7 separate regions of the Mus musculus genome follow, and regions 2, 3, 4, 5, 6 and 7 are each linked to region 1. The links are chromatin loops, found by intact Hi-C in ENCODE. Cell type or tissue: left cerebral cortex. All regions are shown on one strand.

Evidence for each region. Peaks named below come from ENCODE experiments on the same cell type or tissue, not always from the same donor. Only the 100,000 strongest peaks of a DNase experiment are listed, where the experiment ranks them.
Region 2: it touches region 1 in a loop (2.9-fold over the local background); 14 of 42 quality-filtered maps call a loop at or near these places.
Region 3: it touches region 1 in a loop (2.8-fold over the local background); 19 of 42 quality-filtered maps call a loop at or near these places.
Region 4: it touches region 1 in a loop (11-fold over the local background); 25 of 42 quality-filtered maps call a loop at or near these places.
Region 5: it touches region 1 in a loop (2.3-fold over the local background); 4 of 42 quality-filtered maps call a loop at or near these places.
Region 6: a loop joins it to region 1, with 4 times the contacts of the local background. A loop is called at or near these places in 15 of 42 quality-filtered maps.
Region 7: it touches region 1 in a loop (4-fold over the local background); 12 of 42 quality-filtered maps call a loop at or near these places.

What each region holds. Positions count from the first base shown.
Region 1 is chr10:61,978,783-61,982,782 of GRCm38, forward strand. It overlaps Col13a1 (collagen, type XIII, alpha 1), which reads right to left and starts at 326. Exons shown (of 41, transcript NM_007731.3): 1 at 1-326. In left cerebral cortex, a CTCF peak has its summit at 1,839 (motif pointing right); a DNase peak (open chromatin) is centred at 1,840; H3K4me3 peaks cover 352 bases.
Region 2 is chr10:61,842,482-61,846,481 of GRCm38, forward strand. Col13a1 (collagen, type XIII, alpha 1) reads right to left here. Exons shown (of 41, transcript NM_007731.3): 39 at 1,087-1,173. Gm40674 (a long non-coding RNA gene) reads left to right here and starts at 2,593. Exons shown (of 3, transcript XR_871762.2): 1 at 2,593-3,375. In left cerebral cortex, a CTCF peak has its summit at 2,189; a DNase peak (open chromatin) is centred at 3,412.
Region 3 is chr10:61,876,440-61,880,439 of GRCm38, forward strand. The region is part of intron 18 of Col13a1 (collagen, type XIII, alpha 1); the gene reads right to left. Among named protein-coding and RNA genes, the nearest start is that of Gm40674, 33 kb to the left of the region's middle. In left cerebral cortex, a CTCF peak has its summit at 1,549 (motif pointing right); DNase peaks (open chromatin) are centred at 740, 1,563 and 3,167.
Region 4 is chr10:62,100,770-62,104,769 of GRCm38, forward strand. No RefSeq gene overlaps it. Among named protein-coding and RNA genes, the nearest start is that of Fam241b, 8.3 kb to the right of the region's middle. In left cerebral cortex, a CTCF peak has its summit at 1,510 (motif pointing left); DNase peaks (open chromatin) are centred at 921 and 1,406; H3K27ac peaks cover 1,333 bases.
Region 5 is chr10:62,241,109-62,245,108 of GRCm38, forward strand. No RefSeq gene overlaps it. Among named protein-coding and RNA genes, the nearest start is that of Tacr2, 9.3 kb to the right of the region's middle. In left cerebral cortex, a CTCF peak has its summit at 2,029 (motif pointing left); DNase peaks (open chromatin) are centred at 1,276 and 2,022.
Region 6 is chr10:61,836,689-61,840,688 of GRCm38, forward strand. It overlaps Col13a1 (collagen, type XIII, alpha 1), which reads right to left. Exons shown (of 41, transcript NM_007731.3): 40 at 3,390-3,428; 41 at 1,546-2,020. The coding sequence ends at 2,018. Among named protein-coding and RNA genes, the nearest start is that of Gm40674, 6.4 kb to the right of the region's middle. In left cerebral cortex, a CTCF peak has its summit at 2,244 (motif pointing right); DNase peaks (open chromatin) are centred at 786 and 2,290.
Region 7 is chr10:62,180,848-62,184,847 of GRCm38, forward strand. No RefSeq gene overlaps it. Among named protein-coding and RNA genes, the nearest start is that of Mir7662, 11 kb to the right of the region's middle. In left cerebral cortex, CTCF peaks have their summits at 1,029 (motif pointing left) and 2,404 (motif pointing left); DNase peaks (open chromatin) are centred at 1,080, 1,922 and 2,407.

The DNA of each region.
Region 1 (4,000 bases):
AAAATGAGCAGTCGGAGTCGGGAGCAGCCAAGAGCCACCAGCAGACGCGATCGGAGTACGCCAAAGTAAGAAAAAAGTTATTTCGAAGAATGTTCCAAGTTCGGGGATCTGGCCCCGCTCCCCACTCTTTCCCTTCTCTCTTCTGCAGAGTTCTCGGGCTGGTGCGACGCTCGGGGTCCTTCTGGGTGTTTTGTGTCTCCGGGGAGAACGGGTGTCAGTCCCCGGGCGAAGGGGCACGCATGCAGGGCCCCATGGGCAGAGGTGGGTCGTGGCTGCAGTGAGCCGCGCTGGGGCCGATTCTGGCGCCTCTGTAACTTGACACAGCCGGCGCGGCCGCGCGGATCGGATGAGCGCCGGGCGCTACTTCCCAAACTAATCTCCTGCGCCCCTCCCTCGCCCTCCTCCCGCTCCTCCTCCGCCTCCTGCGGGGCTGCGGCTGGGGTTTGTTTATTTATGCAAAGTCGCCTGGGGTGGGGGGCGTGGTGTGCGGGGCCCCGCCGACCTCGGTAGCCCCCGTCCGGGGCTCCTGGTGCCCTTTGAAGTGACACTTGGGGTTATTTATAGGCGGGGAGGGGGTATGGGGTGGAGCGGAGGCTGCGCTCCTTTTCCCGTCCAAAGATTCACACTCAAGACCTCAAAGACATAGGGACCTGGCATCACAGCACCCCGCTTTCCCAGAACATCGGGGACCCTCCTGCCACCCAATGCACCGCACCACAGCACTCCTCTTTCCTAGGGCCTGGGTGGTGGGTGGTGGTGGGTGTGGGGGACCCTGCGGGCAACCTGTTGAATCACTGTCTGGACGCCTGCTTGGTCCTGTACGTCCTGAGTTGGGAGATCTGCAGTGACAGCAGACAATCTCTCCCTCACCATTTCTACCCAGGGCCCTGCTCTTTGCAGGTGTCTCTGGTGGGACCATGCCACCAACCACAGATTCGCTCAGAGTGGTAAACCCAGCGCCTCGGGGCAGCGGTATTGACCCCCCCCCCCACCTTTTCTCTTTCAGAACTAAACCTAAAGACCTACAGAACAGAAATTTATCAGGGGTCACGCCCATCGCCCGGGTTTATCCTAGGATGTCTAACAGGCGCGGGCGGGTGCGGGGAGGGGGGCGGGACTCTTATTTATGTTGAGCTGAGACGCATAGCAGACTAGCCAACCTAGGATTGCAAGCCATCAAAGGCGGGCAGTTCTCATACATACACACTCCATCTCCCCTTATCCACCTCAAAGCTAACCCTGTGGTGGCTTCCTTGACTGCCACGAGCTAGTGGTCTTTGGGAGTTCTGCATTTGGTATTTTCCTCTCTTTTCTACCCCCGCTCCCCACTTTGAGTGACGTTTGTCAGTAGACTTTTCATTTCCTTGTGCCTCTAGACACTCCTGAAAATGAGGTGGTGGGGCTGAAGCATCGGGCAGGGGAGGGTAGGCTGGCCCTTGAACTGTGAACCGGAAGTGGGGGGTGACAGAGGTGTGGGAGTGAGCGTCCTTTCCTAGTAACAAGGCAAACTTTACATTTTGCATGTTGACCAGTGAGAAGGAGCGTTATATGCAATGCAAACATTAGTGTGGAGTGCACACCTAACGGAATGGGAGCTTGTAATACAGTACTTATATAGACTTAATGTAAGACTGACTGCTAGGTAGTTGGATACCACGGAGAACTACTACGAGGCTAGAAAGCAATGCAGCTGACAGGACTGGTGCCCAGGAAGTCCCAATGTCAAGATTTCCTTGATGTGTCTCATTAACAAACAGGCCTCTGGGTCTCCAGCCTGGTCAAGGGATATCTCCTCCCAGTACAAATGCCTGAGAACTCAGAGGCACTCAGAACCACTAGGGGGCGCTGGAGAGTTTCTCAGCAGCAGTGTTCACTACAGGAAATTGAGCAAGTTGAGGCTTCTTCACGCCCTGCCCGGATCAGTCTGAAATGCCGTTTGAACTGACACAGCAAAACTGAAAACATTTCGGGCCTGAAGTATTTTTGAGATTGGTGTTTCAAGACTCAGGTAGCCTTGGTGTGGTAGCCTGAGTTGAGCCTCGCAATGGAAAAAAAAAGTTCAAACCCAAGGCTCTAAGTGACCCCATGCAGTCAGAAAAATGAATGAAAAAAAAGCCCTTTTCCGATGGTGGGTTTAAAATAAACCAGGTGTAGTGGTACGAGTCTGTAATCCATGCACTTGGAAGGCAGAGGCAGGGGGATGGTAAATTCAAGGTCATTCGTGGTCACATGGTGAGTTTGAGGGCAGCGAGGGCTATATGAGATCTCATTTCAAAGAAAAGCTAACTAAATAAAATGGGCTTATAATAAAGGATCTAGATTTTTCAGGAGGATTTAAAGAAGAGGTGAATGTAACGCAGACAGTAGGCACTCAGTAAGTAAGTAGTATCTCATAGGAGCTCATGGCTGCAGGTGCAGGCTGACACACACACCCCTGCTGCCTCCTCCATCTACAGAATGGGAAAAAAATTGGACCCAGGAGGACAAAATGATGACAGACAGTGTGCACCTCTCCATAGCTGGAGGGAGTTTTGCAACAAGTGAGCTTTGACTGAGCTGAGGGACCCCCTTACCGTTTCTTCTGCATTGTCTCAATATCTTCCTCTGGAGGTTCTTTGGGGCAGGGGTGGCTTGGTTTTTGTTCTATTTTTCTATTTTAGGCATCATTTCCCCTTGGATCAATGTTGGAACAAAATTAGGCTTGGTTTGAGTCCTAGCATCTAAGGACTCAGAGGTGAGAAGCAGCTAAGCCATGTGCCCATACAGCTGATACATGAGAGCCATGAACGAGAAGACACTGAAGAAGAAAGGACCTTCAGGGATGTCCAGGCAATACAGCAGGGATGTGATGGTCTGGAAAAGGTCACTAGGAATTTCTGCTTTGTAGCAAAGTAGGGGGCTTCCAATCCTAACGAAAGAACTGACTTTGATCTGCAGTCACAGCTTGGGTAACAGTTTCCTCCCAGATTGAAACATTTCTGAAACATTTCGTCCTACAGGGAAGCTCCTTAATCAGGAAGGTAAACAACTCAAATGAGCTTCAGGAAGTCCCTGAAACTGACGAGATTCACTAAGCCCCTCCCTGGAAGAGTAAGCAATAAAAGCTGAGAGAGCAGGAAGCTGAGCTGCAAAGAAGACTCTTAAGAAGAGCAAAGCTGCAAAGAATGGACTGCCTGGAAGACACTTAGACCAGAGTCACTTGGAAAGGATGCTCTCCAGCCTGTTGAGTTGCCTGCAGGCTGTGCAGTATGCTCCAGATTCCCAGCTTTGTGAGCTGTCATCAATACTGGGGAGAGCTTTGGTGATGCAGCTGTCTGAGTCGTTGTTGCTCCTATAGGTCACCCTTTACCTCTTCTCCTGTAAGTAACTCCATTAAAGCTCATTGGTTCACCCTAGCTGCACTTTGGTGGTATCTGCACTTGAGTTGTCGTGGGTTCTCTATCTGGGGTGAATAAACGTGTGTTGCATCTCCCCAGGTTGTGTCACACAGCACAGCTACAGATGTAGGAAACCTGGATTCTGGAGTGGAGAGTCCAGGAAAGCCATGCCTCTATCCATTCAGTCTGTGTTGCTCTTCAGGAATGTTCTGTAGTTTTCTGCATTGTGCATTTGCCTAGCTCTCTGCAACTTTGGGGTATGTCTTTTGCACCCGGCCCTCACCTGGCCCGGGGTTGGATGTGTATAGGGGGAATGGCCAGTCTTATGAATGAATGCCATTTTTCTTCTCTTATGTTCTTGACAGCATCTCTCTTCTTCCTGATACCTCCACCACAACCCTGACCCCTGTGAGTGGCCGTCACCACACCAGCTCTGTGACTGCTGCTTGGTTCTCCAGGTGCCCCTTGTTAAAGGTGGCAGTCAGGCCCCCTGGGAATTACCATAGTGCATCTTCTGGGCTGTTCTGAGCACAGCCCTCACCTGGGTCACATGTGGAGGCCACAGGGGATCAGAACCTGTTATTCATTCAGCTCCAATCCGTTCCCAGTTCTTCCAGCAGCCA
Region 2 (4,000 bases), 140 kb before region 1:
CTCCTGGTCAGCAAGGAGGAGCTGGGAGAGCAGAGCAAGAGGATCAGGAGGCACGCGGGTACACACCACACACGTGGGGTAGCCCAAACTGGCCACGCAGGCAAGGGAGGGAAATGCCATACCAGTGGGCATGGGGCATCCAGTCCGTCCAGCCCTGGTAGCCCCGGCTCCCCTTTCTCTCCTTTAAAACCTCGGTGGCCCTGTTCATAAAACCAACCACGGTGATTACGGAGGTCAGAGTCAGCCATCTCCAGCTGTGGAGCGGGATGGGTCCAGTCCTACCCAGGCCAGGATGCAGACCCTGAGGCTATTACATATTAGCGAAAGTGCACCGATAGAACACGGCCAGCTTCTGTACTGCAGTCCCTTCCAGGCACAACCACAGACAACCCCAGCTTGCTGGCAGCGTGCCTTTCAGGGCTTCTAGTGCTTTGAGAGGTCCCTTGAGAAGCCAGGCTGATGGACCATAGTCATCAGTTGCTGGCTTGTTGGGAAGGCTGCTTGGGGCTATCTACAGATTTGAGGTCTGCAGCTTCCTGGGTCTTAGTTGGGCTACTGGACATGATAAGATCATGGACATACTAGTCCATGCTTAGCTGGGCAGTAGTGCATGAAAAGCTCCTTGTCTGACCTTATTCTGCACAGTATAGAACTCAGGAGACTAACCTGGGTCTTGCATCCGGACCTGAGTGCGGATTCAGGACAGCTAGAGCTGCAGGCCACGGAGGTGGCCATGCAACAGAGGTCACAAATCTGCGTGCCATAAACACTAGGGTGGGTTTGCGAAGCATGCTGGGGACAGAGCCTGAGACCTTCTACCCAGACCCTGCGGGTTCCCTTCCTTCCACCCATCCATTGTTCTGAATCTTCAAAGGACGGAGACTCAAAGACCAGGGATTTAGCAGAATGGCTTGCAGCTGTAGCTCTGAGGCCCACCCTCTGCAGGCTGGACTGCCAAGGCATAGGCAGGCTTGGTGGCATCTGTGGCGCGAGGCTCCTCAGAGCTTTTGGCCTCCTTTGTTTCCAACCTGCAACCCTGGGGGGGAAAAACTTAGAACTATGTGCGCAAGAAACAGAGAAACATACCAGCGGGCAGGGGGCGTCTAGTCCAGGTGCTCCTTGGTCCCCCTTGTCCCCTTTAGGCCCTCTAGAGCCCTTCTTCCCCCTCTCCCCCTGTGAGCAATGGTTTAGTCCAAGGTAAGAAGGGGGGAAAAACAACAACACATCATCAAAACTTTAGGATCGTTCACATGTTAACATTAGAGAGAGAAAATGATACATAAAAGGGCGGAGTGAAAAAAAGACTTTCTTAATTAAGTCAGCATTCCCGTGGGATTATGGGACACACCCACCTGAGTGGGCATGAGTACCTAGGGTTTTGGCAAAGGAGAAGGGTAAAGGAGAGAGAGGAGAGGGAGGCGGGAGCAGGGGCATCTCTGAGCCGAAGTGGAAGAGGCCACCTAGGACTGTGGTGCCCAATTTTGCTGTTCTTAAACCTAGCAAAGGATGGTGTACGTGTGTGTGTGTATACACACGAATGCCAGTGTCTGTGGAGGCCAGGGGTGTCAGAGGCTCCTGGAACTGGAGTCACAGTGGTTGTAGTCTGGCCCATGTGGATGCTGGGAGCCAAACTTGGGTCCCATGGAGGCGCAGGACACATTCTTAGCCACTGAGCCCACTTTCTAGCCCCCTTCTTGTCCCAGTTAGTTCTCATGCCCATGCCAGTACCTCAGGAGACAAGGTGACTGTAGTCAGAGCCCCGCTATAGGCACGTGCATACATGACTACAGTCTGCACATGTGTGAGCAGGATGGTGCATGTGTGTGCACATGTGTAGAGTCTCAGGCTGATCCTCCATATGCTGTGTCTGTCTCTGATTTATTTTTAAAATTTTTTAAAGATTTATTTATTAACAATATGTAAGTACACTGTAGCTGTCTTCAGACACCCCAGAAGAGGGGGTCAGATCTCCTTACAGATGGTTGTGAGCCACCATGTGGTTGCTGGGATTTGAACTCACGACCTTCGGAAGAACAGTCGGTGCTCTTAACCACTGAGCCATCTCTCCAGCCCCCTGGCTCTGATTTATTATTGTCTCAGACCATCACTATTTGAAGCTGTCCTGCTGGGCCGTGATGTGGTTAATAGCAGGTAAAGAAGGTGCTCTCACTACCTTGCCTGACCACTAGAGGCGAATCCTCAAGTGGCAGGAGGAGAGAAGTGATTTCCAGGTTGTCTTCTGACCTCCGTAAGTGCATCTTGGCACACTCTGTTCCAGCCAGCTCAGGGAGTTCATTTGTTTCTGAAAATCCTGCTCCTAAGTGAACCCCGTCTATTATGTGTTGGGGTTCATCTACAGAAGGGCTCTGGGGCCTCTGGAAATGACATCATCTGGAAATGGATTTGCAGTTAAATTTTCATATGTCTCGGTTCTTTAAAAATGGGCCATGAGTGTCCCTCGGGCTGTCCCCAGACATTTCCCTCTGTGGAAATGGATTGTCCCATGCCTCAGGATTTGTACATGACTGCTCCATCATGGGGAGGCCAAAGGTTTGGTGAGTTCTGCCAGTTACTAACTTTGAACCCCTCGGAACTCCAGTTTCTTCATGTGTGTGTCCAGTTTCTTCCTGTAAAATGGGTGTGTTACACTTGCTCCCAAAATTATTGCACGACCTTGTGTATAAGAGATGATTACCGGCGTATTTCTCAGTAATGGAAGGTGATTTCAGCCCATTGTGGTGATGACGCCTCCTGCTACCTAGTATGGGAACGGATGCTCCCCAGGAGGGTCTTGTCCTGTCTGTGGTGTTCCTGCATTTGTAAGTTGCTGTAGTACTGATGTTTCCCCAGATCTTTGAACATGAACCCAGGTATGTTTGTTTGTTTGTTTGTTTTTAAATTCCAGTGATGTTTGTAGTTTGTCCACATATTGTCCACATAATGGCTTTTCAGAGTGATGAGTGTTAATGAGTGTGTGCCCAGGCAGTGAAGTCCTTGGATCAAAGGCACACACACCAATGAAACCACCTGGGCATGAGGATCCCCTTAGTGTGGACAAGCTGGGGCACCAGCTCTTTGGAATGGGAAGACCCGGGTCCTTGCCCTTAGAGGTAGGTGTCCTTGGGCGTGAGGCCCTTATCTTCTGAGTCATGAGTAGTTTCCCAATGAAGAATATGGGTGGGGCTGCTGAAGGGGTGGTTCCAGGCCTTAGAAGATTTGCCTGAAGGTCAGAGTGTAGGCTGCTCACACTATAAGGCATCACCCCCACATCGTGTGTTCTGGAAGATTCTGGACTTACAGCTTTACCTACATGTCCCCTCCTGCCTACCCCAGAGTGGAACATACGAGAGATGCCCCCACCCCCAGCTCCAGCTGGTAAGAGGGGAGGGGCAGACAGTGACCCACATTCCTGATGAGTGTGAAGGACTGACATAAGCCAGAAGGCGGGGGAGGGATGGGGGCTGTGGGAGTTTAGTGGGTGCATATGTTGAGGGAAAGGAAGAGGAAATAAGAGATAGACTGAGGCTATAGAGGCTGGAGAGGGAGAGAAAGGAGGGGCAGAAGGACCCAGGGAGCAAGACATGCATGCACCCCGACACACTCCCCCATCCCCATCCCCAGCAGAGGTGGAAGCAGCTCAGCATGCTGGGACTTTTTCCACTGGCTGGCTTGCAGGCAGTTCTGTGGTAACAACCAATCAAACCATGTCCTGGTAATTACCTTGCCAGAGTGATGGCACCTTACACTTTGACCCCATTTCATTGCTGTTTCAACTGAGTCTTCTCCTATAACCAAGACTAGCCTCTCACTTGATATGTAGTTGGGGGACTGTGTACACCTGACCCTTCTGCCTCTACCTCCCAGGCCTGAGGGGCCATGTGTGGCACTGACCAGTGTTTTTGTTGTAAATAGGACTCCTGGCCCAAGTTCGCTGAGTCACTTAGAGACAAGGTAGGGCATGTGTAGGAGAAAGGTACCCTTAGAGATGAGAGCAGAGCAC
Region 3 (4,000 bases), 100 kb before region 1:
GTTCCATGACACCATCTTGCAGTAAGTCCTAGGTCATAGGTGTAGAACAGAAAGGAACAGAGACAAAGAGAGAGGGGGTGGGGTGGGTTAAAATAACAAGTACACACACACATGCGCACGCACGCATGCACATACCAGTGGAGTTAGAACCTAGTCAAGGAGATGGCTTTGTACTACATACACAGCTAAGGATGGCCTTGAACTAACCCTCCTACCTCCACTGTGCTGGGTTTTGAGTCGGGCTGTGGCAAGCAGCCATGTGGCTACCTACCTATTACTACAGACCTCTCTCTCCTCTCACCTGTTAGCCGCAGCAGGTCTGCTAACATGGCACCTAGTGGCTTGGGCCAGACATGAGCTGCTTCTCTCTACTTTTATCCAGGGGCCTGTTATTCCCAGGCTCCCTGGGCGGTGAGCTGTGCATTTTTCTTTCTGATCCTGCCTGGCCAGACACAGCAGCACACTGGCTTTTCTGGGATTTGTGGGCAGGGCTCTGCCTCTCGACTCTGTCCCTCTTAACTTTCAATGTCTTCCTTCTCCCATCATGATCCTAGATCTACAGGAGGAAGGGGCACCGGGAAGGTAGTCATACCATCGTCACAGGAGACAAACAGGGACAAAGAGAAAGTGAGTCAAGGCTAGATTCCAGTTGCCTTGCCGCATGCATCAAACCCCACATGGCACCCCAGTATAGAGATGCAGCTGTGTCCTGCCAGCCTGCAGTCATTTGCCTCAGCTGTGCTGAAGATGATGCTGTGGACGGTAAATCCAGAGCCCAGACTCACCGACTCCCTCCTGACCTGTATGCTCCGTCTGCCCAGACTCTTCCCTGCTATCTCAGAGGACCGCTCTGCCCTCCCTTCTCCAGACAAAGGCTGGAGCGACTCCCACCCTCTTCCTCCATGCTTGGCCCTCCCCACTGGAGTCTCCGTGTCTCGTCTCCCAGCACATTGGCGAGATAATGAGGCTCCCAACTTCAGTCTCTGCTGCCCATAGATAAAAGACTCAGGGATGCTGGGCTCTGAAGTCTGCCTCCATCCTAGGTCCTGGGTGCAGATAAACCACTGTGTTCTTAAACATGCCAGCTACTTCATGGCTCTCTGCTCTTCCTCAGTGCAAAGCCATAGTTATACCTCCATGAGCCGCTTTACTGTCCCCATGTCCCGGTGCTGGATCCCCCACCCAGCAGAGACCACTTTGTATCCTGAACCCCTAGTGATGGAACCCAGGCCTTCATGCATGCTAGGCAATTGTTTTACTCTTGAGTTAGACTTTTAATTCTGAGACAGGGTCTCACTAAGCCATGCAGGCTCACTCTGTAGCCCAGACAGGATCGTGATCCTCCTGCCTTAGCCACTTTGCACTCAGCATCTGTAGACACACTCACACCTGTCTCTGACAGACATTGCACGCTCACCCTCCTAGAGCCAAGTGCTTGAGTTCTACAGAAGGCCTCATCGTTATGTCCAGACACCAAATATATCCTCTTCCACCCTGGCCGGCTCAGGGTGTCTGAGGGGTCCAGCCAGCACAGGCAGGTCTGCTCTGTGGCCAGCAGAGGGCGCAGGAGGACCTACTCTGAACTTCGCCATCTTGGCCACAGTGGTGTTAAAAAAGTCCCCTCAGGGTCCTAGGTGGCACGCATCTCTAGAGGAGCAGGTCCCCTGATAACAGTCCCCTGGACTCCACAATGCTGACCCAGCTAGAAGTCCCTAGACAGGGTCCCCTGGTATGTGCAGGGATGCTGGAAGGAAGTTACCTTGGGAGGTCCTGGCTATTCAGAGGCTTCGGTTTGTCTCTCTTCCCTTCTGGTTTTTGTTGGTTCCTTAGCTTTCTGCAAGGTCTCTGAACTCCCTTCTATCTCCCCCGTGTGGAGCCGGGCTAGGTGTCAGGGTGACTGTTTTCCTCTCTGAGTCCGTGCTGCAGAGTGAGCTCAGCCTAGATCTATTCTGTACCCCCTGGTCCTCCCCCCGCCCCCTGCATGGTTCTCGGGAGGCAGACGAGCCAGAACTGGAGTGGAGATGCTCGGCCCATAGTTCCAGATAAAGGGCTCTCTTTGGGGAGTCTTAGCCTTAGGTGAAACACAGAAGCCTAGGAGGAGTCCTCCATAGGATGGCCGATCTCCCCTACTCCTGCCCCCATCCCCCTCGGTTGATCTTGGCCTCAGGGCCTCAGGGCTTGCTGCCCTCCTGGCCTTTTGCTGGGTAGGAAGCAGGGGCGCCTGGCTGACCCCACACCAAGGCTCTCTCCACTCTCATTAGCCTCACTACTCAGTTCCAGCCTAGGGGCTTGCCCTGCCTTGACCTCTGGATAGACCAGAGAGCACTGCTTTGTGGATGGAGGTGAGGTACCCTTCAGGACCCAAGACACTATCTCAGAAGTTGGAACAGGGGCTGGTGTGGCCATGAATGAAGGAAGGCAACACATGGAAGCTGTGGTGTGCCTCTGTGAGATCTAGGGCCTTCCCTTCTATTGCCCTCTCTAGGTTTTCAGTTCCAAAGGCGCAGGTGGACCTGTGCTCAGTTTGGCCTGATGGCTGGGTACCATGCTTTGCTTTGTGGCTTGGATCTCTCACCTATCCAAGCGTACCAGAGTGGCTCTGATCCCTGTCTGCCTCTGCCTTCCCAGTGGGGATACTAGAGGCTCAGGTGAGGGGAAGGGCTCTCCACAGCTCCTCTGGACCACCTTGTGGCTGGGCAAGTGGGTGCTCCAAGTATCCCAAAGGGTCATAGCCCCTCTGTCCAGCATATGAGGGCACAAGACGTGACTCCCAGGCAGTCAGACACCTTTGGGGAAGATACTGGCTCTTTAACACAAGTGACAAGAAACAATGAACAGAAACCTTCTGTGGTGGGGAGGGGGTGGGAGGAGGGGGGACACTGCTGTCACTGTGGCTCAGGAGACAAATGGGTGGAAGGGGCTGTACTAAATGAACTTGAAGGCCTGTCCCAGCTCCTAGAGCCCCTTCATGTGTCCCTACTCCCAATATCAACAGGTCCCGTGTCCTTTGAAGTTTCTTAGTGGGAGGACTCAGCCTTTCTAGAGATGACAGGATGGCACAAGCTTGGCCGGTAGGTGTGGCCTCCTAATTGGTGATTTACTGTTTGTTGAACAAGCTGCACAGGGACTTGGCAAGAGGTCTGTCTGGAAGGAGTAGGGGTGGGGCTTCCATGTCAGCTCCGCAGCCAAGTAAAGGGCCCCCGGCAGGCTGTGGAGATGAATGGGTTTCCCTGACTTGAGGCCAGGGCTCTACTACAAGGGGTCAGTGAAACACCATCTTTGTTCTCTGCAGGGGGTGGGAGATTGCCTGGCAGAGTGTCTGAGAGGGCTGGGAAGTTCTACTCTGGGTTGGGGGAGCTAGAGGGACAAGGATAGGAGACACAACATTTTGTCCCAGGCAAGAGCTCTTGGTCTGTCCTTCCTGGAAAAAGGAGAGTGAGTTCCTGCTTCCCTGCCCAGAAGCAAGGACCGGAACCCTGGAAATCCTAGGTCCTCCGGTAATTAGGGCTGGCAGGAAGTGATCCAGGGAATTCCTGGGTCCGGTGCCCCACTGAAGGCTTGGGGCTTTGGAAGGACGGCTGGCTTGTAATCGAAATTTGAGATCTGTTGATATGTACTCAGGCTCAAGGAAGAAGTCAGTTCTCATTAGTCTGTGGTCTCTGGAGGGCAGAGCAGAGCCCAGAGGTCACGGGGTGGGGGCTGGGGTCGGGCCAGTCCTTCCCCCCACCCCCCAGGCCACAGATCTGGGGCTCTTGTCTCCCTGGTCTTATCTGCATCCTTTTCAGGGGTCTGAATGTCCTCACTGGGACTTCCCAACATCGACAGAAAATCCTGAGTGCCTCCTGTTGCTTGGAAATGACACAGGGAAGTTGGGTCACTTGGACCCTCTGTGAGCCAGGGGGTCACAGGGATCTGTCAGGAGTAGCTAAGGTCCGAGATAGGCTGTTTTAGAAGCAAGCACCTGCTCAGCTATCGAGGGCCACTCCACTGGGCAAAGTAT
Region 4 (4,000 bases), 120 kb after region 1:
CCCTCAGGTTGCATTTGATGGCTTCCTGCATTGACTCACATGGCCTCAAAGGGTATTCTGGGTAGAAAGGAAGGAAAGTAGGTCCATTTTGACACATTTCTCTGTGACCACCCACCTGGGGCTGCCGAAGTGCTTTGTGCATGATGTTGCACAAACCCTTGGCAGAACAAAGATACTGGGAAGAGAGATGGTGTCCCTCCCTTGGCTGGTAGACTATTATTCAAACCACTGACCCCGGGGAACTTCACACCGGTAGAAGGAAAAGACTGAAGTGTGATGTAGCCAGAGGAGGAACCTGGCCATCACCAGCAATTGATCACGACTCTGACTGCTTGTCTGCCCACCTTGCAGAAAAGACTTGGAGCAGAAACAAGGGTGATGGGACGGACCACATGCCCTGGCCAGGGTCACTCCACTATGCACACCTCTAGTGCTTTAGTTAAACTGAAACAACATGTTATTGCTTCAAGTGTGGACTTGAGGGTCACAGGACCTCTTTGTCTGTTTCCTTTCAGGGTGGCCGTATTGTGTGCATCTCTTCTCTCCACTTCCATTGGTACTTATCTCTGTAATCGATCTATGGAGGATGGGTGGCTAAGCCTAGCTCCTTAGGGCTGCCAGTGTACAAGCTCCGATCCTAAAACTACAGTGACAGCATAAGAGGGGGATGTTTGCAGGGAAACCTTGTTTTAACAAAACACATTGGGACATCATGGCTGGGAAAATGCTCTGGGAGAGGCATCCTGGTTTACTATGATTGAGAAAGAACCATTTGGGCTCCATTGTCCCTAAATAGAAGCTGCTGAAATATAGAAAAAAAAAAAAAAAAAGCCACAAATCACTTCTCAATGAGGTGAGAATCTCCAAGGCAACCTGCCCAGGGCTGAACACCAGGAGGCAGGAGATGCATGGTCACCATGGAAACCACATCCTAGAAACCCATTGGTATTGGTTTGCCACATTGCAGATGAGGTAATGGGGGTGGAGCTAGACCTGCAGGGTCCCTGGAGACTAGAGTAAAGAAAGGTGTGGGAGGAGGAGAAAAGGAAAGAGGGAGAGGGTTGGAGAGAGAGAGAGAGAGAGAGAGAGAGAGAGAGAGAGAGAGAGAGAGAATATCTCGATCCAGGCCAGGCTCTAGGCCATCTCTCTGAAGCTATATGAGGGAATGGGCCAGGAGCTGAGATGAAACAGATAAAGAAACTGGCCTAAAGCCCAGAAGGATGAGCAGTTGTAGCAAGGTGCCACCATATTGAAAGTCTTTATGGATGTATTCCATCTCTCTAGGTCACTCACTCAGCATGAGTAATTCTCTAGTGCTGCTCCATCGATGATAAATTCAGAAGGATTTGGAATCAGAACAAGCCTAGCTGGGTCCCTCAGGTCCTCCGTTGACCCTGGGTGCTCAAGCACAGGGTGCGAGCTCACCCGCAAAGCCTGCCTCTGGCTCCAATTACTCTCAGACACGTTGGCTGGTCCTTTTCTTCCTAGAAGCTAAGTAGCACCACCTGCTGGTGGTCTCTGGAAGCAAGGCAGCAGTGACTAGTGGTCTCTCCCAACTGTGCCTCTGACAAATCTATCTCTTCAAGCAGGTGGGAGACTAGGATCCATCTCTAATCACCCTCTGGTGTCCTGGGGACCATATGAGTCCTGTGATAGAACGAACCACAGAACACAGCCTGCCCAGATCATCAGTTGGCCATGTGACCTCAGCCAACCATTGGCATCCCTGGGCTACAATGCATGTCCATGATAAGGAATTTGTATGAAATTCCCCCATTGGGGTTCTTGACAGCTTACACAGCAAGCATTATCCTGTCCTGCAGAGGACAGTTCCATCAAATCTGAGGAAGGAGAACACCCCAGAAATACAGTGCCATGTGTCTCTCAGCATCTACGTGATTTAAGGCAACCTGGTGCAAGAGGGCCCACCACCTCCACTGGCCAAGAAGCAGGAGCTAGGCCCAACAATACTACTGTGCAATCAAGCCTGAGACAGTCCACTGCAGCTAGCCTGCCCTCCTCTGATGTGGAGAGGATCCCAGGGCTCCTAGACATATATCAGAGGAGCATAGCTGGGAACCAGAGCTACCCACAAGGCACTGTGGGGACTGGCCTCTTCACCCTTTGACACAGGAAGGTCTCCACAGTGAACAGCCACTCAGAATGCAGAGATGCAGGCCCTTCCTGAAGCTGGCTATCGGGAGATTAGTGCTAGACCAGTTTGGTGGGTGGGGATGGTAGACCTTAGTCTGGGCAGCTAAGCTCACAGCCCAGCTTTCCCGTCTGGCGTGACAACATCCTTGTCCTGTTTTCCCACTGGCACAGCCAGGTCTACCTCTCAGGGTCTGCTGGAAATTAAGCTCTCACGCTCCATCTTTCCAGGATGAAGCCTGGTCCACAGCAACACATTCATCATGATGCTCCCTTAATCTAGACGATCTTCCAACTTCTTGCCCTATCAAGAGCGTGTATACAGCAGGCTCCTGGCTGTTCCCTCCACCTGTAATCCTACTGAGCACTTGCTGTATGCAAAGCACTGTACCAGACAGCAGGGCTAGAATGACGGGAAAGGTAGTTTGGATGCAATAACCCACAGAGCTTCTGGTCTAAAAGAGAGTCAGGAGATGGACAGACATCAAACTGACAGACTCACAGCAAAGCTGCTGAAGGACCATATGACAAGAAGGAGTGAACCTGAGTGGTCAGAGAATTATCTTTGGCTCTCTTCCTACATGCTGGAAATAAGGGTGTGATGGCTGGTGCTTTGCAGCTATTGTGGATTCTGAGGCAACGCTGGGGTGGCCATCATTCTTGAGAACTGTATTGTCTGCTCTTGGCTTTTATGAAGACTGAGGGGCCATTTATTCTGTTTTAAGAACTTCAGTTACCTAATTGCTTCTCTGCCCTCCAAACCCTCTGAATCACATGCCTAGAATTAGTAAGGAACAGGCTGTCTCCCCATTAGCCAATAGGAACCTGGGTCAGAGGAGTCTGGGCAGGTTTTGGTTAAATTCACTTGAGTGGAAGGAATTGGCAGGAGACAGAAGTCTTGCTGAATAAAGCAGGTTAGAGATGAATCCGGGGTGACAAGCTGGGACCAATCTTTAGGGCCATCTGCAGACACAGCTCTAGAGTCAGCAGTTAAAGACAGGCCTGAGAGAAAGGACTCAAAGCCAGGAGGCCCAGCCTCCACACCAGAGACTCCTCAAGTCCAGCCCCCGGCTAACCAGGACTATGCCACTCAAAGACTTCAGGGTCAGTGACCAAAGGATCAGGCTTGAATTCTACCTCTGACTGATTGAGATGGCCAGGCAAGCTCTGTGGGACCTTTGCATCTTAGTGTACTAAAGGGGCGATGACAATGGGTTGTGTCTGCACAATCGTGCATGCCCACAGACTGATGCAGATGGACACAAATCTGGTTTGTTTGTTTGTTTTTTGAGACAGAGTCTCTCACTAGTCTGGAACTTGCCAAGGAGGCTAAGCTGACTGGCCAGTGAGCCCCAGGTATATGTCCGTCTCTGCCTCCCACCACAGGATCACAAACGTATCACCACGCCTGGCTTTGCGTACATACATATCGGAGAGGGCAGGTTCTGGGAATCAAACCCAACTCCTCATGTTTGAAAAGCAGTTGCCTGCCTGAGATGTTTCTCCAACCCCAGGCCAATTTCTTGACAGCCATACCCTACAGGTAGTAACCAGATTTAGACATTTTCCTCCCCCCACCACACACACACACTGGAATTTTAAAAGCAATTTGAACTTTAAATATTCCTAACACCGTCGGCAGCTTTCGTTGGAGTCCCTTAGGCTGTGGTCAGATTTAAACCACTTCTCTGTGCCACTATGCCTCAACCCAGACTCTACCTACACACTTCTTACTGGGCCCAGCAATGGCTGTAGGTAATCCACTCTCCCCCACTCAGACAGGGCACCTGAGACACGCCTGCCCAGAGATGCAACAGATCTGCCTGACAAACACTAAGTCACTGGCACC
Region 5 (4,000 bases), 260 kb after region 1:
ACCTCAGACAGAACCCTGTAACCCAAGAAGAACTCTCCAGAAAGGTCCTGGACCAAACAAAAATCAGGGCAGAGACCAAGTATGGTATGGCATGTTTGCAATCCTAGCCAAGGCTGAGGCAGGAGGATCAAGAATTTAAGGTCATCCTTGGCTACCTAGCATGTTTAGGCCACTTGAGATCCTGACTCAGGAAGAAAAAGTTTGTGAGGGTAGCCTGGGCTACACAATGAGACTCTGACTCACAAAACCAAAAAACCAAAAACAAAAAGACAAACAAACAAAAAAACTAAACAAAACCCCTAACCATTGCAGTGTTCTCTGTAGCTGGAGTGTTTTGGGTTGTTATGAGCCAGAGTTTGGAAATTCCAAGTAGAAAACAGTACAAAATGGCTTCTAACAACAGAGGTGTTGACAGTTAAATCCACACAAAAAGAAAATAATGTGTTGCTATGGGAACCCCCCTAAACCAGTGATTCTCAACCTTCTTAATGCAGCTCCTCATGTTGTGGTGACCCCATCCATAAAATTATTTTTGTTGCTACCTCATAACTGTAGTTTTGCTGGGTACAAATTGAAATGTAGACATCTGGTATGCAGAAGGTATTCGGTGATCCCCCAAAGGGGCTGAAACCCACAGGTTGAGAACCGCTGCTCTAAACCGATGACCTACAAAACAGTCACAACTTTGAACAAAGTTCAAGGAATTACAGCCTACCTCTGCGGCTGCAGAGACAGCTCAGCAGTTAAGGACACTCCCTGCTCTTGCTGAGGTCCTGAGTTCAGTTCCCAACAGTCGTGCAACTCCAGCTGCAGAGCGATCCAAAGCCTCTGGCTTCTGAGGGCACCTGCACACACACGCACATAACCATACACAGCGGGACCTCACTGTGTACCCTCGTCTGGCCTGACACTCACAGAGATCCGCCTGCTTCCGCCTCCTGAGTGCTGGGGGCAAAGATGTGCACCAGAAGGAAGGGTCTCCCCACCCCCTTACCCATGGTCTGTCTCACTGTGTAGCCCTGGTTATCCTGGAACTCACTCTGTAGACCAGACTGGCCTCAGAGAGCTGCCTGCCTCTGCCTCCAGAGTGCTGGGCTGAAAGGTGTGCGCTACCATGCCCGGTATTAAATCTTTGTTTTGAAAGTAACCTCTACCAGTGAAAAGCTGCTGTGCTCAAGCTGTCGTGGACAGAAACTGCAGGGCATCTGTTGAGGAAAGCAGGACCAGAGAGTGAGTGTGTAGGCAGTGCGAGCCTTCAGATAATTCTTTTGAATTCTAGGAAAAGCAGTCATGTTACACAATGGTCTGACAGATGGGCTGGAGCATCCCAGGTGTAAACACATTGAGAGAGTCTGGTCTCAGGGTTGTGTCTAAATTTGGCCTCCCGCTGCAGCCATCTGGGTGGGGCTCTTTCAAAAGCCCTGCACCTGGCGCCTGCCCCAGGCACCCCCACTCTGTTGGTTTCAGGTGTGTGTTGATGGGCGTCTGAAGTTTTTGAAGCGCCCCACCTCATTCCAACTGCAGAGTTCAAGAGCCACTTGGCCTCGTTAGGGCACAAGAGTGGCCGCGGAGAGAGGTTGGAGGGCTAAAATATAAACTGCTGCACGAACAGGAGCCACGCAGAGTGGAGAGACCGAGAGAGGGGGAAGCTGAAGCTGAGGGTACCCTGACTTTAAGCTTAGGCAGCTGGGTGGAGATGCTGATGATTTCAAACACAGGGGAGCATGGTATGCTTGAGATAGCCCCACTGTAGAGATGCCTGGTGCTTATTAGCAGTACAAGGAGATTTGGCTGGGTGAACAGTCTTGACTGCCGCAGCCGCAGCCGCAGCCACGGCCACGGCCACAGCCACAGCCACAGCCACAGCCACAGCCACAGTCACAGCCACAGCCACAGCCACAGCCACAACCTCCACCACCTCTCCTGCCACAATCTGCTAACGGAGAGGTTTCTCAAAGCCCTTTAGTCACAGGTCCAGATGTGGTAGCGCACACCTTTTATCCCGATTCATGTTCTGTGTCTTCCCTCTAGTGGCACGATCTGTGTATTACAGAGATTGAGGGTACAGTTCCAAATCTTTACAGGAGACAGAGGAGGCTGAGCCCAGGAAGGGGGGCGGGCGGGGGGGGGGAGGCACGGAGGCACCGGTGGGGAAGAGGGTGAAAGGGAGAATCAGGGATAGGAAGAGGGGGCTGCAACAGTGATTAAGGGTCTCCGCAGCACTCTCTGGGTCAAGCCGGAAACCCTGAAAGATAATACAGAGAGCGGAGGCCTGAGTTCCAGTCCAGGCTCCGCCAGTGCATGCCTTGCCTGAACCTCAGCCTTCTGGCTCAGCTGGGGAACTCTGAATAACTTTGTGTCTTTCTTTATTAGCGGCCACAGTAGAGTTACAAGACTGAACGTCTGTGTCCCTCACACAGGAGATAAAGGACAGTTTGGGGGGGGGGGGGCATATGCAAGGGCTACTGAGTGGCCAACAGGAAGTCCCTGAAGGCTTTCTGGAGGTTGTGGCATCCGTTAGTATCTAAGGACTAAGTGGTGCATGCGTAGGTAGTGTCTGTGGGCAGACTTCCTACTCTTGGGACATTCAAGAGGAACTCCCAGTCTCAGAGAAGCCAGTGGGAAGAGAGAAAGGCTGTGTGAGGCTTTGACTATCCCACCTTGGACAGCTCATCTAATTTTCCTCAACATGGATGGGCTGGGGAGTGAAGTGGAAATTTCTGGGTTCTTTGGAAACTCAGTTACTTCATATGATGTTTTGCCCGGGCAGACAGGTGAAAGGATGCTTTGCTGAAGCAGACACAGGTGAGAGAATGTCTTGGTGAAGCAGACATCTGAGAGGATGCACGATGTTTGGAAAGAATATGAATGTGACCCTACAGACAGTGGGGGGAGTCTCTGGCATTGGTTCGCCTTGCTCTACCTTACTAGTTGGTGACCCACACGTGTTGGTTCTCCTTGCATAGCATTGCTGATCTTCACTTGTCGTGACTTCTTAGAGAGTAACTTGCCAAAGAACTTCTCATGATATACTGGTGGCTTCTTGAGCTTCCTTAGACATGGGCTGATTGCCGGATCGAACCGCTGTTGCTGATTTGTGAGTGGTGATGGCCGAGCGGGCTGGACTCAGCTGCTGAGTCATGTTGGTGTTTTGCTGAGTCATGTTGGACTGCTGACAACGAAGACTGGAATAGCTCCCAAAGAACTATTTCTAAACAGGTCCACATCCCCCTTTGCCCTATTAACCTTTCTTTCCCACTACTTCTGGAGGGTGTTGGCTAGAAGGGAGGTTGAAGCATTTAAGAACCCTTATTAAAGTAGGTTTTAAGCGATCTAAGTCAGTAGAGGGGCTCAGTCGATAGTAGAGGGGCTGTGGTGCAATCATGAGGACTCCCAGAAACCACATACAAGGCAGACGGTGGCTATGTACACCTCTAACTCCTGGGCGGAGGATGGGAGAGCAGAGACAAAAATCCATTGGCCCACCAACCAAATTGATGAGCTCCAGGCTCAGTAAGAGACACAGCGTCAAAAATTAAAGTATACAGACTGGAGAGATGGCTCTGTGCTTAAGATCATAGGCTGCTCTTTCAGAGGACCTAGGTTCTATTCCCAGCACCACGTGGTGGCTTACAACTGTCTGTAACTCCAGTTCCAAGGGATCTGATGCCTTGTTCTGGTTTCAAGAAGCACCCACAATGCATATGTATCCCCCAACCTGCCACAGACACACAAAATAAAAAGACACAGACCCATCTTTGACCATAGACAGTAGGCTAGCGTGTCATAGAGGTGACAGTCACAGCTCCTGGGTATAGTCCAGGGAGAGGATTTCAAGGCTCAGAAAGGAACTGTGTGTTTGAGGCCAGGTCTCACAGTTGCCAAGGCTGGCCTGGGTGGAGAAGGAATGGATATGGGTTTAAAAAAATACACACACACACACACACACACACACACACACACACACACACACACATATATATATATATATATACATACA
Region 6 (4,000 bases), 140 kb before region 1:
TTGTGTGTGTGTGTATGTATTTGTGTATATATGTGTGCATATGTATCATGTGTGTATATGTATGTATATATGTCTGTGTATTTGTATATGTATATATATATATTGTGTATGTGTGTATGTATATGTATTTATGTGTATATGTATGTATACATATATGTATGTGTATATTGATATACATATGCGCATGTATATGTGTATGTGTGTATGTATTTGTATATATCTGTATACATCTGTGTATGTATGTGTATTTGTGTGTATGGACATGTGTCACAACAGCAGACAACCTTAGGCGTTGATCCATCCACCTTGTTTTTTGAGTCAGGGTCTTTCTCCAGCCTGAGGCTTTCTGATTAGGCTAAGCTAGTTGGCTGGCTAGCAAGGCTGGGGGACCTACATCTGAGCATTGGATATCCAAGCATGGACCCCCAACACTTAGCTTTTTAACATGGGTACCCATGGGTACAAGCATGGGCTGAACTCAGGTACCCAGGCTTCTGCAGCTGGCTCATTACTGATGGATCCATTTCTAAGCCTGACAACTCCGTTTCTTTGTAAAAAGGAATTTAAAACCACTCATCTATTTTATGTGTATGCACACATGTGCATGTATGTGTGGGGACTACATACATGCTTGGCTCCCACAGTGGTCAGAAGAGGTGTCATATTCCCTTGGAATATGAGCTGCAGATTTCTGCGCACTGCTGGGGTGTTTTAAGCCACTGAGCCAATCTTTCTAGCCACCCCCATTTCCTACAAAACAACTCGAGGTTTGTCGAATGTGGCTGCGATCTAGTGGGGGTGTATGGCAGGGTGATTCTCCTTCACTGGAAAAGAATGTCACAAGAGGCAAAGCGCCCTCCTTCAGCTAGCTGTGCTTGGATCCACAGACGTCTGTGAAGCCAACAGTGTGCTCTGAAGCGGCTGTTACTAGAGATCATAACTCAGAAGAAAGCTTGAATGGGACATGTCCTCCATAGGCCAGAACCCTTCGCCTCTGGTTGGTGGCGCGGTTTGGAGAGGCTATAGGACCCATGGGGCGAGACGTCCCTCGCTGGAGCGGGCTCTGAGGTTTTATAGCCTGGCCTCACTTTCTGTTCTCTTGTCTGTTCCCTGTGTATGTATGAAATGTGAACAGCTTCCTGCTCTTGTAGCTCCCTGACATGATAGACTCCCCGCTCTGGATCCGTGAGCCCAAATCAACCCTTTGCTGCTCAAAGCTGCTTTGAGCTATGGTATTTTATCACTGCAACAGAAACAGTACAGAGGAGTTGGGGGGGGGGGTGGGGAAGAGGGACTAAAATGGCCAGAAGCCCTACCCAAACCTGAAGCAATGCATGAAGTCCCCTTTGCAGCCCCCAGGGTCCTCGGTATTGCTGAACCCTCAGTACTCAGGTGCGTTTAGGCCATGACTTAGGGAAAATGTCTTAAATGAGTCAACACTGTCCTTTTTTTGTTGAAACTAACATTTCCCAACATTGCTCCACACTTCTGCGGGTTCCTGCTTGCACAAGACAGAATGGATTTAATTTAGAGATTAACCAGGATCATGAATTGCCACGTTTTATTATTTTTTTCTTATAATAATGACCGTCAGTTAAAATGTAAAATATTGTCAGACACATGTAGTCTGGCAAACACCACCGACCTCCACTTTTTTTGTGTGTGTGTGTGAATTCACACACAAGCTCACAGCACCTCTGTGCTGGTGGGCCCCCTTTGGCACTGGAACACAATAATTTATGAAGCTGTGATATTTAGTAAGTGTGCACAAATATCATGCAACATTAGGAGCAGACGCACAGACAGAAAGTGTATTAGAAACAGATTTATACAAAAATGTCTTGTAAACAAAAAGGGAAAGGGGTTATTTCCTGTACAAAATCTGCAGGCTTTTCTTCTTTCTTTCTTAATGATCTGTAAGATGCATCATAGTTTGGGCATTTTCAAAAGGTGAAAACTGTATAAAAATAAATATCCTATATACAAACACACACAGGCCAGTCCCAGGTTAGAGGCATCACTGCAAAACAAAACCAGAACAATGGATAGTTAGTTTCAGGAGCACTGAATGCTGCCTCCCCTAGAGGAGAGGAGGTGGATTTGGTTCCTCAGAACCTCTGATAGGGAAGTGTGAAACTTTAAACTCGCTAGAGGGAAGACCCTCCTTAGGACTGTAAGATACCACTCCCAGAAGGGAAACCCCCCACTTTCACCTTGACGCTACTCCCTTCTGCAGCCACTAGAGGGCAGTCTCTCTACGCTGTCTTGGAAACCGCGCTATTTACTACATGTGTCCAGAAGTCTTTTGTGGTGTTATCCAGCAGACATAGGCTTCTTTAGATGCGCCTCCAACATGCTGTAGCTCTGGACAGCAGCTGTGGCTCCCTTGCTAAACTCAACATGTTCCATGCCCTGCTTACCAGGAGTATCTTTCTTTAGGGACAGGGGAGGGTTTTATTTAATGGATTCATGGCTGAAGGGAGTACAGATTCTTGGGAGACATGGCCCCTTCAATGCTGAATTTTTTTCCTTTCTTTGACTTGTGAGTACTTTTGGTAGCTAGGTGCTCAGTCTAGGTCTGATGGCTTGTTTGTCTCCCTACTTGCCCCAGATTTGTACATCAACAAGATTTCGAGGGTTGGGGCACGGGGTGCTGAGCCATCTCTGCAATTCAGAGTTAGTGGCATAGGGCTGGACTGGCTAAGTACAAAGTCTTGTGAGTGCAGGGTCTTAAACCCTACAATGAGGACATACTGATAACTTTGGTGGGTGGTGGTGGGGGACTGAGAAGATGCTGAGGGGGAGGGGAGGTGCAGGGAGACGGCACGCATGCGCGGCTGCCCACCATCTGGTTGTGGATCCTGCCGAGGACTAAGGAAGGCTTCTGCCCTTAGGCTGGGGAGTCCTGTGACTTGGGAGCTGCGGCTGAGAGGGATGGCCCTATAGTATTAAACTGACTGCTTTAATGATGGCAAATGACAAGGGCATTTTAAATCTGCTGATATCTTGGTGCTCGGGACACCTCCGTCTCCTAGGTGAGTGGATGCTGAGATTACGTACACGTAGCACCATGCAGGATTTACGCAGCGCTGCGAATCAGACCCAGGGCTTTGTGCATGCTAAGCACTCTTATTAACTGATCTATATACCTAGTTCCTTAAAATGTCTCTAAGTGTTCTGCAGGTATGTGCAGTGAGATGTTTAATGCCCTGCCCCTGCCCCCGCTCCGCCCATCAGCTAACCGCTGGTGAGGTAGCAACTTTCTTGACCCACTCACATCTTCCTGTCTCATCTGCAGAAAAGCAGGTGGGAAACTGCCAACTTTATGGCACTGTTGAGAAAGAGCAGCACCTTTGACGCAGAGCTGCATGGCCTTCTGGGAATCTTACCTTGTTCCAGCAGCCTTGGACTGGTAAGCCATCTTCTCCCTGCATGGAAGCAGAGAACGCTTAGGCTCTTGAGATAGTTGTCTGAGCAGACAGGTGACAAGGACATAAACATTTCCATAGCCTTGGTGGGGCATGGCCTACCACTGCTGTCTGCTTCCATTTTTGCTCTGGGTCAGAATCTTGGAAGAGGGAAGCATTTAGATGCTACCGTTTTCCCTTCGGTTAATGCCCAGTGTGCTGCAGGGCAAGGCTAAGAGGCTACTGTGGCCCGTGGGGTCAGCCAGCACAGGTAGATGCCCACAGCTCAGACTCTGTGGAGTTCTAAGAACTCAGGTCACTCAGCACGTGGACCTCCTGGCCTTCCTCTACAAACCTGGTGGGGATGGGATGGTGTTCCGGGGGGCCCCCAGCCTGCCTGAGCTCATCTCTCTTCCTAAGCAGTGGGAGATGTCATCTAAACAGTCCCAGATACTGGTCAGTAGTGGGTGGGAACAGGGGCTGGTAAGAGACACACAGCCCCAGGGGGATTGCAACATGATTTTGAGATGACTTTCTGACCCTGCCTCTGATACACCCTGGAATTTGGAGTGAAATGAATTATCAGGGTGGGA
Region 7 (4,000 bases), 200 kb after region 1:
TTTAATAGAAGCAGTATTCTCTTGTTCCTTCGAAGGAGCCTGTTTCAAGTGAGGGGTTTTGTCACTATAACAAATGCATCAGAAAGAAGCTTAATGGAGGAAAGACTTGCTCACAGTTTCAGAGGGCTCAGGTCACCCTTGCTTGGCTCCACACACTTGGACAGACCACCATATTGATGGGACTATGCAACAAAGGACTGCACTTACTTCACGGCAGCCGCTCACTTCACAGCAGCCCAGAAACAGATGTGGGGGAGGGGCACCAGGCCAGGACAAGGGACAGTCTCCAAGGACATTTCTTCTGTTAGGCCTCATCTCCAAAAGTTTCCAGCCCTTTCCAAAACAGTACACTAGCCAGGAACCACAAAGCTTTAACTTCTCCTTTGTGAGAAATGTCTCATATTCAAATCCTGACAGCGTCTAAAATACAAATTATTCTAAATTGGACATTAATCTATTTAATGTCATAGATTCATCTGTCAAGTATTTACTGAGTATCTGGTGACACTCTGAAGCTGCCCTAATGACAAGATGCCATTGGAAGTGGGGGTTCTGAGGTCCCTGGTACTCAGCCCTGGCAAATATTCTCCACCTACTGATTCTTCTTTGGCTTGGGAGTTGTTTTCAAATCCTCCAGGAAAGAGGTGACTCCGGTCTGCCTTCTACTTTTAGAGCCCTCCTCCTTCCCCTCTTCCTTCTCCTCTTTCTCCTCTTTCTCCTCCTCTTCCTCCTCATCCTCCTGCCCCTCCTCCTCCTCCTCTTCTTCCTCCTCCTGCTCCACCCCTCCCCCAACCCCACTCTGGCTGCCAGAAGAGTCCAAATGACTCTGAAAGGCCCAGGACACCTGGCTCTGGAGCATCCATAACCAAGGCCAAGTCAGCACCCAGAGGGCACCTGAGGCCAGCGGGCAGAGCCCCAACCCTGGTTCAGTGTCTGCCTTCCTAGCTCTGCCTCCAACACAGCCTGTGTCCTCAGTGGATGCAGATCAGGCTTTTTCTAGTCACGTGATGTCTTTGGTTCCCTCTAGAGGTTGGGGCCCAGAATGTCTATTTTGGCTGATGGAGAGGACACAGGACCAGTGAGAGGACAGGCAGCTAGCTCAGTCACCAGCAGAGTGGCAGGTGGCATAGAAAGGCATCCAAATGTGTGCAGCGATTACATCTAGACACCTCAAATGCTTCTTTGGGAAAGGAGAAAGAGGCTCAGAGGGAGACAAAGATTGGGCAAGGCTACATTGTGTATCAAGCCTGGTCCTCTGCTGGTCAGAGGTGGGATACAGCTAGCCCACTGTATCCCAGAAGCCCCAGGGGCCATCCCTGTCTGCTCCAACCACTGCCCATCATCTTTTAGTCAGAGGTACTCAGTGACTGTATACCATGCTTCTGGAACAATCTAAGCTCTGTGGAGACAACAGTGCACGAGGGCACACACACACACACACACACACACACACACACACACACAGAGCAGATCAAAATCTTGCTTTAAGTGGTCTGGCAAGCAATGCAGTAGCAATGTGAGGCCAGTGATACTTGAGTGTGGATGCATGCGTACATGTATGTGTGTGTGTGTGTGTGTGTGTGTGTGTGTGTGTGTTGCATCCTGCCATCAGCAACAGTGGAGGGAGAGCAGGTACTGAGCACCCTCCTTCCATGTCTAGTCTCCTGGCAAGGTAAAGATGGCCACCCTCGTGTCGCAGGGTGAATACATACTCCCATGGTCTCATTCTGGCATAGAAGTCCTGCCCCTCTCCTTAGCTTCTTCCTCTCAGGCTCTTGTGAATGCCCAAAGGCCCAGACTTCCTCTAGTGATTACATAATGATGGAGGGACAAGGGCTGCACTGGCAGAGAGAAACTTCATTCATTCTTCATTCCTGGTGCCCTGCCAGGATGGGGCAAGGAGGAAGCACAGGACCATTATGGAGGCCTTCAAGGCCTGACTCTTGTGATTTCTCCTGATTATGTAACTTTGGTGAGCCACCTGGCCTCTCTAAGCCCCTCCGTCCCCGCTGACACATTGCCACACAATAACCAACCACAATAATCTCCTTTCCCTGGTCTATGCATCCACGAGGTCAACAATTTGTTTTGAAACAGGGTCTCATCTAGCCCAGGCTTGCTTCAAACTCAATATGTAGCCGAGGCTGGAGACTGGCTGTGAATTCCTGGGCCTCCTGCTTCCCATTTCCTATGTGCTGGGTTTACAGGCCTAGGACACTAGGTCTCAACAGTGATTTCATTAAGACTCCATTACAGTCCAGTAGCTGGAGTGTAATTTTTAACCTTCTTCACCTGTGGTCCGTCCTTTTGGGTGAGGAGGAGCACAGTTGCTGAGCTTTGGAGTGTGTGGAGACAGCGCCACCTAACGGCCATATGCTTCCGTTCCTGCTGTTTGCTTTTGTTTTCTGACTTGGGCTCTCAAGACTGCGACTCTGGCTCCCCCTAGGGGCTGGTGGGGACTGGCGCTCCATCCCTGAAGTTGTGGGTAAATTGTCATCCCTGCTAGGTAATACAGACGTGATCGTAGGGTAAACTACAGAAGGGTTCACGGCCTGGCCACACGAGAGCTGCTTCTAAAATTTCTCCCCAGAGGGAGACACAGGTAACGTCTACCCTCCCTTCTAAGGTCGCAAGGACAAACCAAGGCACAATTTCACCAGGGTTCATTCTGGGGAACCGGTCAGGTTTGGGGGCGTCCTTACAGAGCACAGGTAAAAGGTTACTTAAAGGAGCGTGGGTGCTCCTCCCGCAAAAGGCTGGAAAACCTTCACTCAAAAGGAATGGTGACTTACCCAGGGCTGCATAGATGGAGATCCAGTTCCCAGCCTACACTACTCCAGCCACCGGAGGCCAATTGCAATTAAGGCAGAGCGGCTCACCACAGGTGTTTGGGAGTGGCTGATGAGATTCTCCTGACCCTACTACCCCCAACCCCTCCATTAGGGGACACAGTTGGGATGACTGTTTTGTAAGAAGGCACAGAAAAACTTTCCCTGCATCATGGTTACTTGGCTGGGAAGATTGTCACAAGGCTCCTCCTCCTCCTCCTCCTCCTCCTCCTCCTCCTCCTCCTCCTCCTCCTCCTCCTCCTCCTCCTTCTCCACCTCCACCTCCTCCTTCTTTTTCGAGACAGGGTTTCTCTGTGTAGACCTGGCTGACCTGGAACTCACTTTGTAAACCAGGCTGGCTTTGAACTCAGAAATCCACCTGCCTCTGCCTCCCAAGTGTTGAGACTAAAGGCGTGTGTCACCACTGCCTGGCTTGGCTTTTCTTTCTTTCTTTCGTTGTTTCTTTCCTTCCTTCCTTCTTTCCTTTTTCTCGTCTTTTTCTTAAGAGGCAGGGCTCACTGTTAACCAGGCTGCTCCTAAACTCCTAGGCTTCAGCTCTCTTTTCACCTCACATTCGGTACCCAGGACAGCAGGCGTGTGCCACTCTGGCAACTTGGTTTTCTTTAAATGTATGTGCACTGCACATGTGCAGGTGCCCTCAGAGGCCAGAAGAATGTTGGATTCCCTGAAACTGGAGTTACAGACAGCTGTGAGCCACCGTGTGGGTATGGGAACTGAACCTGATTCCTCTGCGAGAGCAGTCAGTGTTCTACACCAAGGTTGAGAGAAAACATAGATTTGCAAATTATACATATATAGTAAGTGGCTTGTATCTAGAATATATAAAGAGTTCTCCAAACTCAGTAATATGAAAACTAAAAATACAGTTTATTAGTGTATGTGTGTGGATGTGTGTGTGGTGTGTGCAAGGGTGTGGTGTGTATGTGTGTGTGCATATGTATGTGTGTGGTGCGTGTGTATGTGTGTGGTGTGTATGTGTGTGTGGTGTGTATGCATACATGCACATGATATACATTTGTGGGTGTAGTTCAGAGGACAACTGGCAAAACCTGGCTCTCTCTTCCCATTTGTGTTGCCCTTAACTACAGAGCATTCTTGCCAGTCCAGGTATGTTTTTTGCATAGATATGCAAATGTTCATTGCAATAACAG